Regions from separate parts of the Homo sapiens genome. Here region 1 is linked to region 2. The links are chromatin loops, found by intact Hi-C in ENCODE. Cell type or tissue: dorsolateral prefrontal cortex. All regions are shown on one strand. Each heading gives the region's core, and the rest is flanking DNA. Links, peaks and the distances in the headings are about the cores only. Region 1 overlaps UNC5C (unc-5 netrin receptor C). Region 2 overlaps UNC5C (unc-5 netrin receptor C).

What was found. A loop is a pair of places that touch in the nucleus more often than their neighbours do. Peaks named below come from ENCODE experiments on the same cell type or tissue, not always from the same donor. Only the 100,000 strongest peaks of a DNase experiment are listed, where the experiment ranks them.
Region 1: it touches region 2 in a loop (6-fold over the local background); 10 of 110 quality-filtered maps call a loop at or near these places.

The regions. Positions count from the first base shown.
Region 1 is chr4:95,158,005-95,166,109 of GRCh38, forward strand. It overlaps UNC5C (unc-5 netrin receptor C), which reads right to left. Exons shown (of 16, transcript NM_003728.4): 16 at 4,500-8,105. It overlaps BMPR1B (bone morphogenetic protein receptor type 1B), which reads left to right. Exons shown (of 13, transcript NM_001203.3): 13 at 1-444. Among named protein-coding and RNA genes, the nearest start is that of UNC5C, 390 kb to the right of the region's middle. In dorsolateral prefrontal cortex, for the core only: no CTCF peak of the experiment used is centred there; no DNase peak of the experiment used is centred there; H3K27ac peaks cover 1,846 bases.
Region 2 is chr4:95,522,366-95,530,470 of GRCh38, forward strand. The region is part of intron 1 of UNC5C (unc-5 netrin receptor C); the gene reads right to left. Among named protein-coding and RNA genes, the nearest start is that of UNC5C, 23 kb to the right of the region's middle. In dorsolateral prefrontal cortex, for the core only: no CTCF peak of the experiment used is centred there; no DNase peak of the experiment used is centred there.

The DNA.
Region 1 (8,105 bases), core at 3,255-5,754, 360 kb before region 2:
TCATTAGAAGTTTTATGTTGTTGGTCTGATCTGATTCTTCTTTGTTTGTGGGTGGAACGGCACTGAGAGAAGTATAGTTTTTTAAACTTGAACATGTTCAGTAGTTACATTGCCTTAGAAAACCCAGACACATAGCAGTGGAAATGAAAGAAATGGCATCAGAAGTGACTTAATTTAGCAATTGTGATTCCTCTTGTAAAACAAAACAAAAAAACAATGCCATATTTTTTGGAGAAAAGTTGGCAATATAGGGGTTTCGTTGTCTGTTTCACAAGAAGACTCATTTGTTCTTTTGGGGGAACCAGTGCCTTACAGATTTTGTATATACTGTAATTATTCAGGACTAGGGAACAAACAATTGTATTGTATTTGTTACAGATTGTATATGGCTTTGTTTTAACATTCCCCTAAATAAAATGGCTTCATTCTCCCCTTGGAAAAAAACATGACTGTTATGTTATAGTTGTGCTTATTTATTTATTTATTTATTTATTTATTTATTATCTTTGAAAATATCCCATTGTAGCAGGTGGGAAGGCACCATGAAGGAGGCAGATGCAGGTAAGTTTTTCACATTTCATGGCAGGAGGACAAGAGAAATGGTCTGATGGCTTCTACTTTCTTTGTGAAGGAAACACAGTCATCTACTGAGAGTGAGGGGAAAGGCAGGGAAGTCAGTGGTTTAAGAGAAGTGAAGAAGGTTTAAAATTGCACTGGAAAATTACAGCTTGATGGGGAAAGAGCCAGATGGTTACGGGCAACTCTGAGGGCCAGGTTAGGCTTCCTGAAGCTGACTGTGGCACAGTGGCCAAGCGTAGACTTGGGACTGCCAGGTGGCCTGTTGGTGTGAATCCAGCTTCCCTCACTCCCTCAGTTGTGTGACTGGGCACATTTTGACCTCTTTATCATGCAAATGCAGCAACAGGTCATGGAAAGTAAGAATTATTACTATCAAGGGGCTGATGGGCCAGAGGAGGGAAGGAATTAATTAGAGGAGCTAACAGACCAACAAACAAACAAACAAACGAACAAAAAACCCAGGTCCCAGGACAGGGAATCCTGATGGGGCGGAGGTGGTATCTCCGCAGTTACTGAGAGAGGGGCTGTGGTCAGTTTCTTCCCCTTGAAGATGTTTCTTCCCCTTGAAGATGAGAATGATGTTAATATCCACTATCTGGAGTTGTTCTGAAGATGAAATGACATAATCCATGCACCAAGCATGTGGTAAGTGCTCAACTATAGTATTAACAGAAATTCATAGTGCCACTTTTCTTGTGGTTTATGATTTTTTTTATCTTTTTGTCAGCAACCCAAATACAGGTATAGAGACAACGAAGATAGGATTCATTCAGGGTACTGGTTTATCATGCAAACGCAGCAACAGGTCATGGAAGGTAAGAATTATTACTATCAAGGGGCTGATGGACCAGAGGAGGGAAGGAATTAATTAGAGGAGCTAACAGACCAAAAAAAAAAAAACAAAAAACAAAACAAAACAAAACAAAAACCCAGGTCCCAGGACAGGGAATCCTGATGGGGCGGGGGCGGAGGTGGTATCTCCACAGTTACTGAGAGAGAGGCTGTGGTCAGATTTCAGAGGGGGAGCAGCTGAGAGTGTGATCGCAGGAGGGGGTGAATTTAATTCATAGGCAACATTGTTGGTGATGAAAGAGGAACCCAAATCCTGGCCTTTAGATTTGTTGTCTTCGTGGATTTTGAAGGTGGCAGTCTTGGGAGAGGAAGGTTGTGAGGCAAAATTCTCCAGTGCCACAGGAGAATGGGAAGGGACGCAGGCAGTGAGAGGCAGAGAGAGGGGCTGGCCAGCTGAGCCGGGAGGCCTGACATGCAAAGCATTGAGTTTTTAATGCAATAATCTGGAATCAGCAGTTTTGTATGAGAAAGACCCCACCTGCCTCCCAGCTGTGGAGTATTTGAGATGTGGAAGGAGGAGGCTGTTGCTGCTGCCCCTGAATTGTCACCTCTGCGAAAGGGGAGGGAATGTGTTAGGGCTATTGTTCCAAGCATTGTGGACCCTGGAGGGCAGAATGAGAAGTTTGGTTTGTGAGGGGATCCATTGGAGATTGGATCAGGACCAGGGAAGCCCAAAATTGTCTGGGGAGTGGAGAGTGCAGGAAGGTTTGCGTCTGACGCAGAGAGAATGAAGAGTTTGCGTGAGATTGGTGGTGGTTAGCCAGCTGCACTTGTGTCAAAAGAGTGCATCCTGATGCTGGAATTCAGACTGACCTGCTTAAATTCCACCATTTTCCACTTTTTTCATTCTTTGGAAGTACATAATCTGAGCCCAGTCTTCCCACCTGTAAATTCCCACCTCTTCGCGCTCTTGTGAGGAACCAATAAGATGAGTGTCTGAATTATGTGAGGGCCCATGCCAGGTACATCACAGGTGCTCAGAAATACTGCTCTTTCCCCTTTCTTTCTTTTCTTTCTTTCCTTCCTCTGTTTTCTTTTTTTTCTTTCTTTCTTTTCTTTTCTTTTCTTTCTTTCCCTCCCTCCCTCCCTCCCTCCCTCCCTCCCTTCCTTCCTTCCCTCCCTCCTTCCTTCCTTCCCTCCCTCCCTTCCTCCCTCCTTCCTCCCTCCCTTCCTCCCTCCTTCCCTCCCTCCCTTCCCTTCCCTTCTTTCTTTCTTTCTTCTTTTTCTTTTTTTCTTTCTTTCTTTCTTTTTTTTTTTTGACAAGGTCTCACTCTGTCTTGCCCAGGCTGGAGTGCAGTGGCATGATCATAGCTCACTGCAGCCTCGATCTCCTGGGCTCAAGTGACTCCCATCTCAGCCTCCCAAGTAGCTGGGACTACAAGCATGCACCACCATGGCTGGCTAATTTTATGTTTAGTAGGGACAAGTCCTCACTATGTTTCCTAGGCTGGTCCCAAACTCCAGGGCTCAAGTGATCTCCCCATCTTAGCCTTCCAAAGTCCTGGGATTACAGGCGTGAGCCACTGTGCCTGGCCAATGCTGCTTTTTCTTCCTGCCATTAGTTTAGCAGGATCTACAATTAGCAACATTTAAAACCAGCTGAGATTTGCTATTGGTACATCTCTCCCACCTTCTGTACACCCCACTTCTGTGTGTCATGGGCTCAAGTTAAACTTTTCGCAGAACTCACAGGCATACTGACAGTAAATCTCAGCTGAGGAAAAAAGGTTATTTTGTTGGCATTGGTCATTTTGTAAGTTGCAAGCTTGTTGTCTCCATCTGGTCACAGCAGCAAAGTACAGATGACTGCACTCTCAGAAGTTTTGTCTCTGCAAAGTAATTTCTAATTTCTACCCTAGGTTCTGATCTGAGCTTAGCTGTGGGGATCTCTGGGGCTGCTGAAGGTTCTTTGCTTGGCACCTGTATGCTGGTACTGAGAGACAGGAGCAGAGGGAGGCCAAGCTTCAGAACTCTCCAGGGACCTCCACTGAGAGACAGGGGCTTAGGTTGGGCCCTCAGTGAAGTCTTTGAAAATGCTTGCATGCCATCCTAGGTAAGGCCTTCTCAGCAGGAATCTCAGCTACCAAAGCTTCTAATTAGGGGTTAGTGGTCTGGTAACAGGGCTGAGCCTTTGCCACCATGGGTTTTCTATGTAAAGTACAGTTTTTGTTTGTGTTTTATTGTTTTCATTGTATTTTCATTGTTTTATATGGAATTTGAGTTCTCTGGCTCAGCTGCAGCCCTTACATCTCCCTTTGATTTTACCCAGGTTCCAGTTTATATATTTCCATTACTTCCTTAGCCTTGGAGAAACATTTGAATTCATGATCCCAGCATGGATTGTTTTAAGTCACTTTCTTCCAGCCCATGGCATGGACCAGCTTCTCAGTGCTGGGCAATTGCTTACACCCTTCAGCCACGGAGGCTGAGGGGAGGGGTGGGGGCAGGTGGCAGTCCATCTAAGGAAGTGTCTCCAGGTCGTTCTCTCATGGAGGACAGGGCTGTCTTTGATTCTAGTCTTCAGCCTCACAGCTGCTTCGCACCTCACAGCTGGAGCCCTTGGCTTGCTCGCCCTAAGGCAGTGGCCAGCAGTCCTGTACCAAGCTGAACTCCTCTGCTGGTAGTTGCTTACCTTTCATTTCCTACCTATTAGTATAGTTGTTTGCAAGCTTCATTTAAAATCAGATCTCTGGGGGCAGGGCTTGACACTCTATTTAGAAGCTCCCGCCCCAGAGAATTCTGCAGAAGTTCTAAGACATTGGTTCTCACCCTTAACCGCTCATTAGTACCACCCGGGAGCTTTTAACACCCAAGACCCAGGCTACCCCCAGACCACTTCCATCAGAATCTCTGGAGGTGTGACCCTGGCGTTAGTTCTTAAGGCCTCTCTGGTGATTCCAGTGTGCAGCTGATTTTTTAGTAGCACCATGCTAAAACCTCATCCTGTGCCTGCAGGAGGTTGTGATCACCATCCACGCAGGACCCAAAGCCTTTCTGTCCCACCGAAGAAACACGTGGCAGCTCTGAACACGCAAGAGAACCTTGTTATTAAGTGAAGGAGGCAGCACTTTGTTGCTTATAAATATAATTTATTACCTGTTTAAAAATTCTTTCTTACATTTTGTACATGTTGGCTGACAGAATAAATGCAGGCAATTTACAAACCAAGGGGACTGCAGGGAAAATCAGGATTGGCAGCCAGGGAGAGAAAAGAGGCACACCCGGAGCTGGTATCCCTCACCTCCACCACTCAGCAAGGCGCCGGACAGATATCCGGAGGGCACTCTGCCTCTGCCGGGGGGTTTTTTTAGAAAAGGAATTGCATAGAAGATACAGCAAGAGGGAACTCCACAACAACAAAAGTGTTCCATATCGGAAAAGCCAAGGTTGTCATGTTTTGTTTAAAAAAGAAAAACGACAAAGCACAAAACCTCAATCCGACCTTTCTGCAGTTGAACTGTTCCAAAGGGGACAGTAGGTGGATGACACTGCCTCTTCAACACGACTGCTGGGGATTTTTCTCTGACAAACATTGGTGTCTTCTTTACAAAGAGCAAAGAGGAAGGTCACCAACTTGCTTCAGCTCAACATTAAACTCAACACATATAACACCATGACATCACACACACACAGTGATGTTCCCTGCAACTGGGCTCGATGCATTATGTCTGGAGGGCGAGGGCTGCGCTACCAATGGCAGATCTAGGAAAGCGTGAAGAAGAGAATGCAAATCACTTGTTCCACTGTTCTGACTGCTGTACTTTTTCTTGTCCATGGCCTGGAGGAGTAGACATCTGAGTTTTTACCCCTACATGTACAGATGCCATTTGTTACTTTCGGGATAGAAAAGGCAAAGGTATTTTACACCAGCTGTAGATTTCTTGCTCTTATATGTCACTCCGAACAGAGTTGTTTTAACATTGAGAACCTATGTAGCTCAGGTCCCCATTCTCTGATGCTGCCTCCATAGTGCTCAGGATCAGAGGCCAAAAGAGAGCCCATCAATCCTTAGGCTGCTGATCAGCAAAACCTGCCTACAATTCATCTTCTACACACCAGTACTGAGGGTTATTCCACCCCGGATCAGCGCCATCAGGTTCTACAGCTGGTCTGATAGTACTTAGTCCAGTAGACCTTTGGAACTTAAAAATGACACACAATTTAGACATATTTGTAAAAGACCCTTAAATGGTATGACTTGCAATTTATATTTTTGTTGAAGGACAAATCTGAAATGGTATGTTAAAAGGCTGGCATTCAGTAGCAAATACTATGGCAGGTGGGCAGCTGACTATATCTCAGGGTAGCTTCCTTGTTTCTACTCAGAAGCTAGTTGGGCCACAACTGTCACGACATTCTGCAGAGATTCCCAACCTGGGATTCCAGAAGATCTCTGGACAGGTCCCTTCAGTAGGCAAGCGTCTGAGTAGACAGCAGGCTGATGAAGAGCTGCTAATAATTGGTGGGCTTGCTGTGCCAGTACACTTGCGGAGTACCTGTTGGTTTGTCCTGCTGATGCCCCCCAACCATGCTAAATAGGTCTGAGGCACACATTACATTTGGTTGAATGAGCCCGTTAATATCCTACCACAGATGAATACAATGAGGTGACAGGAAAACCTAGGAACCATGACTTATGAAGACTGGCTGTTAAAGTAGCATTTATGAAAATGGGGTAAGCACAAGGCTGATAAAACTAAAGGATCTGGAAGCTCATGGCTAGACTTAGTCTGCAGAGAAAACCCACCCAGTTCTACACAAAGCCATCTCCCCACTTTTCAAAAATAGGTTTTTCACACTAGAATTCTGGAAATGACTTCATTTGGCTTTCCTGGCCTGTATGGATATGGGTTTACATAACATTGGTTACAATATATTTATTCCCCCTTATGCCTTATTCCATTAAAAAGAAATAATTAGAGATGCAAAGGAAATCTTCCAAAGTGATCATTACAGCCAGAGATTATACAAATAGATATCTTAGGGTAGAGAAACATTACTTCATTGCCCAGAGGCAAAGTTCTAAAGATTTCAGTCAATACTAGCTCAGCAAGGTTAAAGAATATATAAAAATAATACAAAAAGAAAAATAAAAGCCAAAGAGTAATAGTTGGTCCTATGAGGCACTCGAGAGGTAAAAAAATGTTTTGTTAACTTGAGATAATAAAATATTTTCCTTATTAGATCTATAAAATCTAATGCTTATCAACCATTATCTTGAGCAATGATGTACTGCTTCACAAAAGCTCTTCCATTCTCAAAGAAGATGGATAAAGTCCCATTTCATTTCAGCTGTGTTTCCATGGGACCCCTCTCATTCATTAGCCTTGGGCTTACACTGAGTTCTCCACATGAAACTGATGACTTGTCCAGAACAACTGCCCAGCAAAAGCTAAGACTCATTCAACTTGAAGGCTTGAAAACCCAACAAGTAAACCTTTTCTACCTTCTTTATGCTCTCTTGCAAGTCCTTATATAGGTTTATATTTTCCTGGCCCCATAGGGGCAGACCTTATAGAGGCAAAGACCTTTGAATTCTGGGGAGATGGTGATCACCTTATTAACTCCCTTCTGCATACGTGGATTACAGAGGAGTAAGCAGACCAAGAGCACAGCTGCTGTGATCCTGACAGAGACACACAGAAGGACACGAGACAAGAGCCTTGTTGCTCTTTGCCAGGAGAAGTGAAAAGTCTTGATTCCACCCTCAAAACGTTGACTTTTCAGATACCTTACTTGTAGGAAAAAATACCTTAAAAAAATTACTGGTCGCATAGTTTCAGGGTGTCCTGAACTCAGTCCCCACGACTTTTTTCTCCTGAAAATCGCTCTACTTTTTGATAGTTGAGAGACTTAAATCTATAAAATAGTATATATGAAAATGGCTAATGATTATGCAGTTTGATATTGAACACCTCACCCAAAAGTTGTCCAGTTCTTGAAGAGCCTAACTTGCTCACAGCAGGATGGGGGTTTTCTGCATAGCAGAGGTGACTGTTCATTTGGAAGATGCCGTTTGTGAAACAGCTGTTAGCTGTGAGAACCTTGGTGTTACACAGGTTTGTCATCACCATGCCAGTTATCAATTCTGAATCCAACTTCTATTCCTTCCAGATACATTAAGGAAACTTGAAAGAGTGTGATAAGAAGAAAATAAAAACAGGATGAAACCTCTGCCTTTGGATTCCCAAATTCAGCAGAAAAGAAGCTGCTTTCTTCCCTTTGATTAACAACCCCAATTTTCTCTTCCCTAGACATAGTATTCCATTCGCATATATAAGACTTATTTCTTTCTAAGCAGATACTTCTTACATTTCCAAAGATAAATATTAAGGAACTAAAAGGAGATTTAAAGTATACAAACCCCAATGAAAACCATAAGTGTTAAAAATGACAACTCTTCAAAGACTGTTTTATATAGATTTTACATAGTTCTGTTACAAGAAGCAACTGAAGATATGTTGTGTATGAATGAGTTGATGTACTGGGCTCACAGTGACCTAATATTGAGATGAGTGATGCAAATGAAAAAAAAGTGAGAATAAGAAAATTATAAATTTGAAGTGAAAATTTCCCTACATCTGTTTGTCATAAAGGTCCTTGAACTCTACAGGTTTTCATTCCCTTCGTCAAACACATTCTAGTGAATATTAAACTCAGGTTAGATTGTGTTG
Region 2 (8,105 bases), core at 3,579-6,078:
GGCTGGATGAAAGCTATTCTGAATGAAGATATAAAAGTAAAAGCATACACAGGTGTGCATGAGAGAGAGACATGAGGGAGAGAGAGAAGAGGTTTGGGAGGAAGAGAGGGAGAGAAATTACAGAATGAGAGGTTATATTAAAATTTTAACAATTTCATCTTTATGAAGAAGTTAACATGAAAAGCAACCTACACACAAAAAAAAGCTTAAAAAAATCAATGGTGAAAAGAAAGTATCCTGACTTTTTAATTAGTCTTTAAAAGTTCAGAGTTGAGAGTCAACCTCTAAAATCACAGTAAATTCTCTTATCACCATTAACCTTCAATACAAAGGGCTTTATAGTCCCCAGAATAATTTTTGAAATCATTACAATATTTTAATCTTAACCTCTTCTTTCTTTTTCTCCTAATAGTGAGTTTTTATCTGTGCTTGGAACTGCTGGGGAGACTATCCTGTATTCTATGTCACATGTTCTCGTAATTGTTCTATTCAAACACTCCAAGATCTGTGGTTTCTGGTCTTCTGCAATGCCAGGGACCAGAGCAAAGCACAAGAAACGAAAGTGCCCCACAGTTGCAGGCACATTTTCTAGAAAATTACAGTGTGTTTCATCAACACTGATGGGTACCTTGTCTTATCTTTGCCTGGATTCCCTAAAAGAAGAGCTCCACAGAGGGAGTCTGTGAATGTGACTCACCTAGGGACACCCACAGGAAAGGGGGAGAGTGAGATGGTCAGGATAGGGCAGAGGAGGGGCTGAGCAAGAATGTGGTCTCCACCAGAGGCAAGCTTCAGCCTCACCAAGCCTCTGGACCCTCTGGAGCATGAACTGCCCAACAGAATTGTTCTCACCTTGAGGAAACCTACCAGGCAAAGCAGCTCTTGCTTCAGTCAAAGGAGATTCCTTGGAGAGGGGAGAAGGGGGCAGCTGTGAGCCTTTAGCCGCCAACAGGACAGCAGCTGGGGGATGTGTGCACTGGGCCAGTAAAGGAGATAGGACAGGAAAGCAACAGCATCCACTGTGTGTCCATTCCTTAGAGATTTCCCATCACCTTTCTTTTGACATAACTGATCATCTCTGCACGTAGCAGAAACGGGCACTAGGATAGATGAAAAGTTATGACTGTAGTTGGAATGAAACGTGTCTATGCAACTGATTAGGGGTATAGCTTGTGAAAGAATGCATGGCTGTACTAGAGAGGGAGAGAGAGAAAAAATAATAAAAATATTAGAAATCAATTTTCAAAAAATTATTCTGCTAGTTTCACCAAAGTGACTAGGATGTTGCTATATTGGAAGTTGAAAGAACAAGATAATTAATAACAAAATAATTTTTACAATTGCTGTTAAAACCATGTACTACAAAAAAACACATGTAAACGTAGTCACTTAGCATTCCAATTACCAAATACATAATAAATCAAATTCAAACAATGTTACCTTTAGAAATAAATGTCAAAAGTATCAATCCCCTAATAAAAATTTTAAAAGCTTTAATTCCATTTCTATAAAAGGTTCACAAATAATTTATTGATTTTTTTTCCTGGAAGAAAAATAAGAAGAAATAGATGTCAGCCCAAGTAGAAGCCAACAAAATGAGCAGTTGGAAGTTTAATGCACGAGAGAAGTGATTTAAATTCTAGAAATTATCTTGGTCCTCTTCAGAGCACACAATCCTTTTTGCATAGTGATGATTCAATACACGTTTAAAAACATGTTGGAAAAGTTGAATTGAAATGGACTTTGAAAAACTCTATAGATTTTTGGTAGCTTTAATTCAACCAGCAATGGATGAAGCATCAGGAAGGCTAAGGGTGTTAGGGTAAGATTGAAAGCTGTGGGATCAGACAGATCTATGTTTCAATCCTAACCCTGCATTTAGCTAAGTTTGACTTTGGTACATTACTTCAAACTGGTAGAGCCTCAGTGCCTCATCTTCAACACTTCTCTGGGTTATTGTGAGGATTAAAAGAGATAAGACATAAATGATGCCTTGCATGTTTTATGCAACAGGGGCGATTATTATTGCTGCTGTTAGGGAGATAAGAAACATGCACTTAAGTGGAGGCTGCAATCTGTCAGGCAGCTGGCAAATATCCACCTGCATGCATGTTCTTTGGCCTGTCCTGCATAAGACATTTAAAATAAAAATTGAGATCTGGGTTTTCTTGGAAAACTGGAAGCTGCCACCATATTGGGCCCATATTCCTGCAGTGAGAACCTGGAGTCTTTTGTTTTAGACGGGACATGTGCTCTCCAGATCACCACACTTTCCAGCAGAATCTGTTGTACTACATTCAGCCCACTTACTCACGTAACCTCATTGGTCCCAGTAGGCACTGGAGCTTGCGACTGCCTGGTTTGCCAAGGAAGCATAAGACTCAGAGGCATGCAATATAAATCTGCATGGGGGCAGCTGAAGATGCAGTGCTGTGTGGTAGAAAGCAGCTGGAACCGGGAGCCAAGGAACATGAGTTGTAGCCCCAGTTCTACATTAACTCCTGTGTGAACTCTGAGCTCTATGGGGGTCTGTTTCCTCATCTGTAAAATATATGTTCTGGGTAGGTCAAGTTTCTGAACACAAGGCAAGTCAGTTCCCCATCTGGGTTTCAGTTTCTCATTTGTTCTTTTTTAAAAATGATGCCAAATTAATGGGTCACCGAAGCCTGGTTGAATTAGAGAAAGCCCTCCCTCCAAATGCTCCTGTCAAAAAAAGAAACACTGCACACAGAGTTGATGGGATACATTTGGAAGCTCAAATGCCAAAAGGAAGTTTAACATACATAAGAGCAGCAATTCTGAGAATGCACTCCCCTGTGTTGCTGGCCTAATGCATTAGTTCTAACTGAGTAAATAGAACTAATTGTTTCCCTCAAGTTTATTCTTCTGCCTAAAATACCTAGGAATGCTCAAGTACTAAAATAAATTATATCTGCTTTATAATTCTCTTTGAGCAAAATTCCAGCCATATACTCTTATAACTTTGCAGAACTACGTTTTGAAACTCATGACTCCAGGTACTTATCATTATTCACTCTTTCTATTCAGTCAAGATTTATGCTGGTGTTTTTCATTCTAGAAATTTTTAATCAAATGATTTTTGTAAATCCCACAAGATAAAAAGATGTGAAATACATGTAACTCGAAATGTGATACTCAAGTTCTCACCTAAGACAGTACATTAAAAAACCCATATTCAATTTTCATAGCAGTGTGCAAAGCCTATTTCTTAAAAAAAAAAAAAAAAAAAAAAGACATACACAGCTAATATATCTTGCCAAAGTCCAAGATACTGGATGTGGAAGTGTCAAGCAAATAAACTTTACAGAAAGTTACTGTCAAGGTTTTCTCTGTTTTGTGTTCTGTTGTTGTATAGAGTAACTACTCTACTCAAAAGTGACAGTCAATTAGTGACAATTCCCAGTGGTGGAATAAGAGCTAACAAGAATGGGAGGTAAGGGGGCTATATCAACTCTGGCAAAATAGATTCTAGGTTTGTCTTGTTCCCGGTTTAACAAATCTTAATTTCTAGGCTTTTTGAAAAATCATCTGTCATAAGAAGCCAACTGTGTTACTTTCTAAAACACATTTAATTTTAAAAATTCGAATAGGCTTAATGAAAGACTAAAGGTGCACAGGTAAAGCATACTCTGTTATTTGACATGGGCAAGAAGATAACTGTTCTGACTAATCAATTATTTTCTTCAAATTCATGAAAGGGCAACGACTTTTCAAAGACACAGAATATAGTACATTTAATTCTAAATCCACTGTGAGCATGATCTAACTTTTCCCCTAGTGATTAAGAAGGTATTACATGATCTTGCAGTGTCCTGGTAGGGTGATTATCCATCTTGTTTACCCAGGACAATCTCAGTTTATACTTGTAAAGGAACAATTATTAATAACTTTCCCTTTCCTGCACAAAAATGACCCAATTTAGGCAATAAATTATGTGGTCTCCCTACCTCTGAGTCACTATAATGCACCCAATCTTTCATGCAGCGCTGTAGATAGACAGACATGTAGGTTTAATAAGAATGAACCTGTTGAAGAAAATGCTCTAAAAGGAAGATTTACAATACAAAGTGTAAATAAATATTCTTCCACACTAATTTTAGTCAAGCTATACTTTAAATTTAAGTCTACTAAGCAATAACAAAAAATGGCCAGAAATAGGTTAAAATTACCAAATTAGTAAGTAATACAAATGTCTCATTTCCATTATCTATCAAGTTTTTAATTTGTGTCTTCAAAGGCAAATTAAATCCCAGAGTATTTAAATAATCACCACAAAAAACTATATTCTAAACATTGTATAATGAATTAAAGTTAAAAAAAAAGTTGAATATGGGGCCTAAATGGTCTTCTCATTTCCCAAATTTAAAATATGTTTCACAATGTGAATTTTGTTCTGTATTTCTATGAAACTACTCATGTGGATTGAAAAAAAATGATTTTAACATGGTTGTGTTACCAATAGTACAAAGTAACAATAAAAACACAAAAGAATAATTATTTCTACTAAGTCCTTAATAAATAAAATTAGCTGAAAGTTGAATTTTATTAAAAGAATATGTAGCACTAAAAGAAACCAATAATACAAAGCAAAACATGTCTTTAATACAGGCATAGTATGATAGCTTTTTAGGATAAAGTTTCAAGTTAAGTGACAATATTTTAAAAATCAAACGCAAAACTCTGTATTTAAATGAGTTAATATACCCATGCATTTACCCTATTCACAAACTTCCTAAAAATGAAGATCCTCAAACAAGTTACTTTTACAATCCAGTGACAAAAATTAACTGAACTCAAGAGATGCTGTCAATTTCAATTCCCAATATATTAGTAACAACAAAAACGCATCACACACGTTAATAGTATTTGCCTAATTTTACTTCACTTAGGACTTTGAAACATTTTTTCCTGCCTTTGACATTGTTTTATACTTCATGCTTAATAAATTGCATTTACTGGGAAATAATAAATTAACTCACTTTAAATCACAAAAATATACAACTGCAAATCAGGACTTCTGATCAGTGTGACCAAACTGATTTGATAAATTAAAGAAAGACTCCTGATACTTAATTGGTAAGCTGTGCAAACTTGAGTTTTTTTAAATATTGGAGTATTTCTCAGCCTCCGTCTTTCCTCATGGTCTTTATGTTGCTATCATATAGCTGTCAATTCAATACATAGTTGTGTGCATATATATTTAACATAGTAAAGATTTATAATTGCTTTTGTAATTACTATTTTTACCTATTTAAAGAAAAATGAAATTTATTTTTATGGACATATAATTTCCATGCCAAATGAAAAGAATGCAATTTCATAGGAATTATGCAAACTTTATTTGAGAGAATGTGGGGTGATTTTCTTATTAATCTAGAATATGAAGTTTCTTTACTTTTTTAATGCAATTGATGGAGAAATTTTTAATAAAAGCCTACCACAGGCATGGCTCTGACACTATATTGCAAAATCACTTTACACTATTCCCCTATATTCCTCCCACATTTTTGTTTTCAACATTCCTATTCCTAAAACTAGAAAATACCAGAGCTTCAGAAATATTCATGGGCATCCTATACACTGTTTACTCTAAAAATACTCTTAGTTTTTCCAAATGACAAAGACATAAGAAAAAGTTCAAAAAGCTTTTACTAGTGGGAGGATTACAGAGTAAGGAAATTGCAGTTCTAAAAATTATTACATGATCAAATTTAAAATTAATATATATCTCTTAACAATCTGTTTATGTTTTGAAACTTATTTGTGAAAGCTGTTAGGCAAAACATTCTTATGTTTTGAATTTAAAATCTAATTTTCAGAGTCCTTCATACAAAGTCCTCTAGCCCCTTTGATTTGAACTTACCTGAAGAATTCTAGTTAATTATAGAAATTTCTAAAACTGACTTTGAAGTAGTTCTACAGGCTGCTTGTGCTTAACTCTATCAATTTTCGCACCCATGGAGATTCATGCACTGGGGTCTCCCTCCCTTCATACGGCCTTCAAGGAAAAGGAGAAATATCTAACGTTGCCACCATTTACCTTCAAGCACTGACATCATTTTGTAAACATCAGAGGACCAATGAGACCATTACTCAAAATCCAAACAAGTTTTAAAAGACGTAAAACTGTATTTTAAAGGAGACAACAAATGTGCACAACTTGACAAACTCAAACTCTGTTGCTGAGAGATGTGGTAATGTCTGGCCTAAAGTGGCTTAGCTACAGAGTATGTAATAAAACAGCTAAATTTGGATTGGAGGCCCATTTTGCACTGCAGAAATGTAGTATAACCCTGGGAGAGCCAAGTAGAGAGCGACTCAAGAAATTAGAGACAGGGACTCTGTGCAGCTCCCCACTTCAAGGTAAAGACAAGAGCTGTTAAAAGGAGAGGCCCCAGGGAAGATAGGCTCTCAAGTTGAAAGGTGAAGAAAATGGAAAGAGGCGATGAGAGGATATAACTGTACATGGCTGTAACAAAACACTTCCAGTAGCCTCTGTGAGTTAAAAGAACAGTTCTTATTAAAGGCAATGAAAGTTGTTACTTGATTTTTTTTTCTGAAAATTAGGTAATAGTTCATTCCAGCAGAAAGTTAACAAAGCACATTTATCTCTCCTTTAATCTCTTCCAAAATATTTTTATTCATTTTTTTCATATCCGTTTACCAGCTTATGATTTTATACATTTTATCTGTAATATTTTATCATCCTGACAAGATTTTAAGTTTCTTAAAGGCAGGTACCATATGTTATGCTATTCTGTCTCATTTCTCTCTATGGGATATACTAACTAATACTTCCAGAATTGGATTCATCTCAGCTGTACTGATTTTTTTCCTCCATTAAAAAAACTAAACTGAATTGTGATTTGAGAGAATACATTACATGTATGTATTTATATGTATATATGTATATATATTTATATGTATATATGTGTATATATATTTATATGTATATATGTGTATATATATATTATATATATACATAAAAAATATATATATACAAAGTTCCACATCTATACTTCTAGTCACATTTATCCTCATATAAATTTTAGAATACCAGCCAGGTGCAGTGGCTCATGCTTGTAATCTCAGCACTTTGGGAGCCCAGGCAGGTACACTGCTTGAGACCAGGAGCTCAAGACCAACCTGGGAAACATGGCAAAACCCCATCTCTACAAAAAACTAAAAAATCAGCTAGGCAGGGTGGTGCATCCCTGTAGGTCCCAGCTACTCAGGAGGCTCAGGCAGGAGGGTTGCTTGAGTCCAGGAGGTCGAAGCTGCAGTGAGCTGTGACCGCACCACTGCATTTCGGCCTGAGTAACAGAGCGAGACCCTGTCTCAAAAAAAAAATGGTAATAATAAATTAATTTAAAAATTCCCTAGCGAGAATTCAATTACTTTGATGCTTTGTTACAACTACATAAACTGTGTGCCTAATGTCAGGCTTAGTTTAATTTACTTGACAATGTAAGAAAAAAGAATTCCAAATAAGTCAAAATATGCAGACAAATGACAAATCATAAAAATTTTACACTCCTTTTTTAATCCACCGAAGTTTAGGTAATTCTTGAATCTGTCTTCCATATTTGGTGTCCACTTTGAACAACAACTGAAATGCTCTGCAACTTGCATATATATTTTTAGATGGGGCTATCTTAAGTGTAATGCATCAAGTGTGACTTAAGTTTATTTTTATTTAGCTACAGAGATATTTTCCTTTACATTTTTGAGGGTTGGTCTCTCCTGGTAAATTTCCAGAATAAATTTTCTGTCTTGCTTTTAAGTGGGGCAAGATTCTGACATATAACTATTGTGGGAGCTGAAGGCATTTCTGGCAAGTGCAGTGAATGATTGACTTTTCCATTTGTTTTCATAATGATAAATATATAGTTAGCATTAGGCAGGAAAATAAGTATTTCCAAAAATATATGCTAAGCACATCTGGTAATGAATGGGGTCATACAGATATATCATGACTCCCCTCTCCATTAGGAGGTGTTCAGTTCCACAAAGTTCATTCACTCCCACAACAGAAAAACAAACACAAAAGTGTATTCTTACTTGGAAAAGAAAGAAAAATAAAA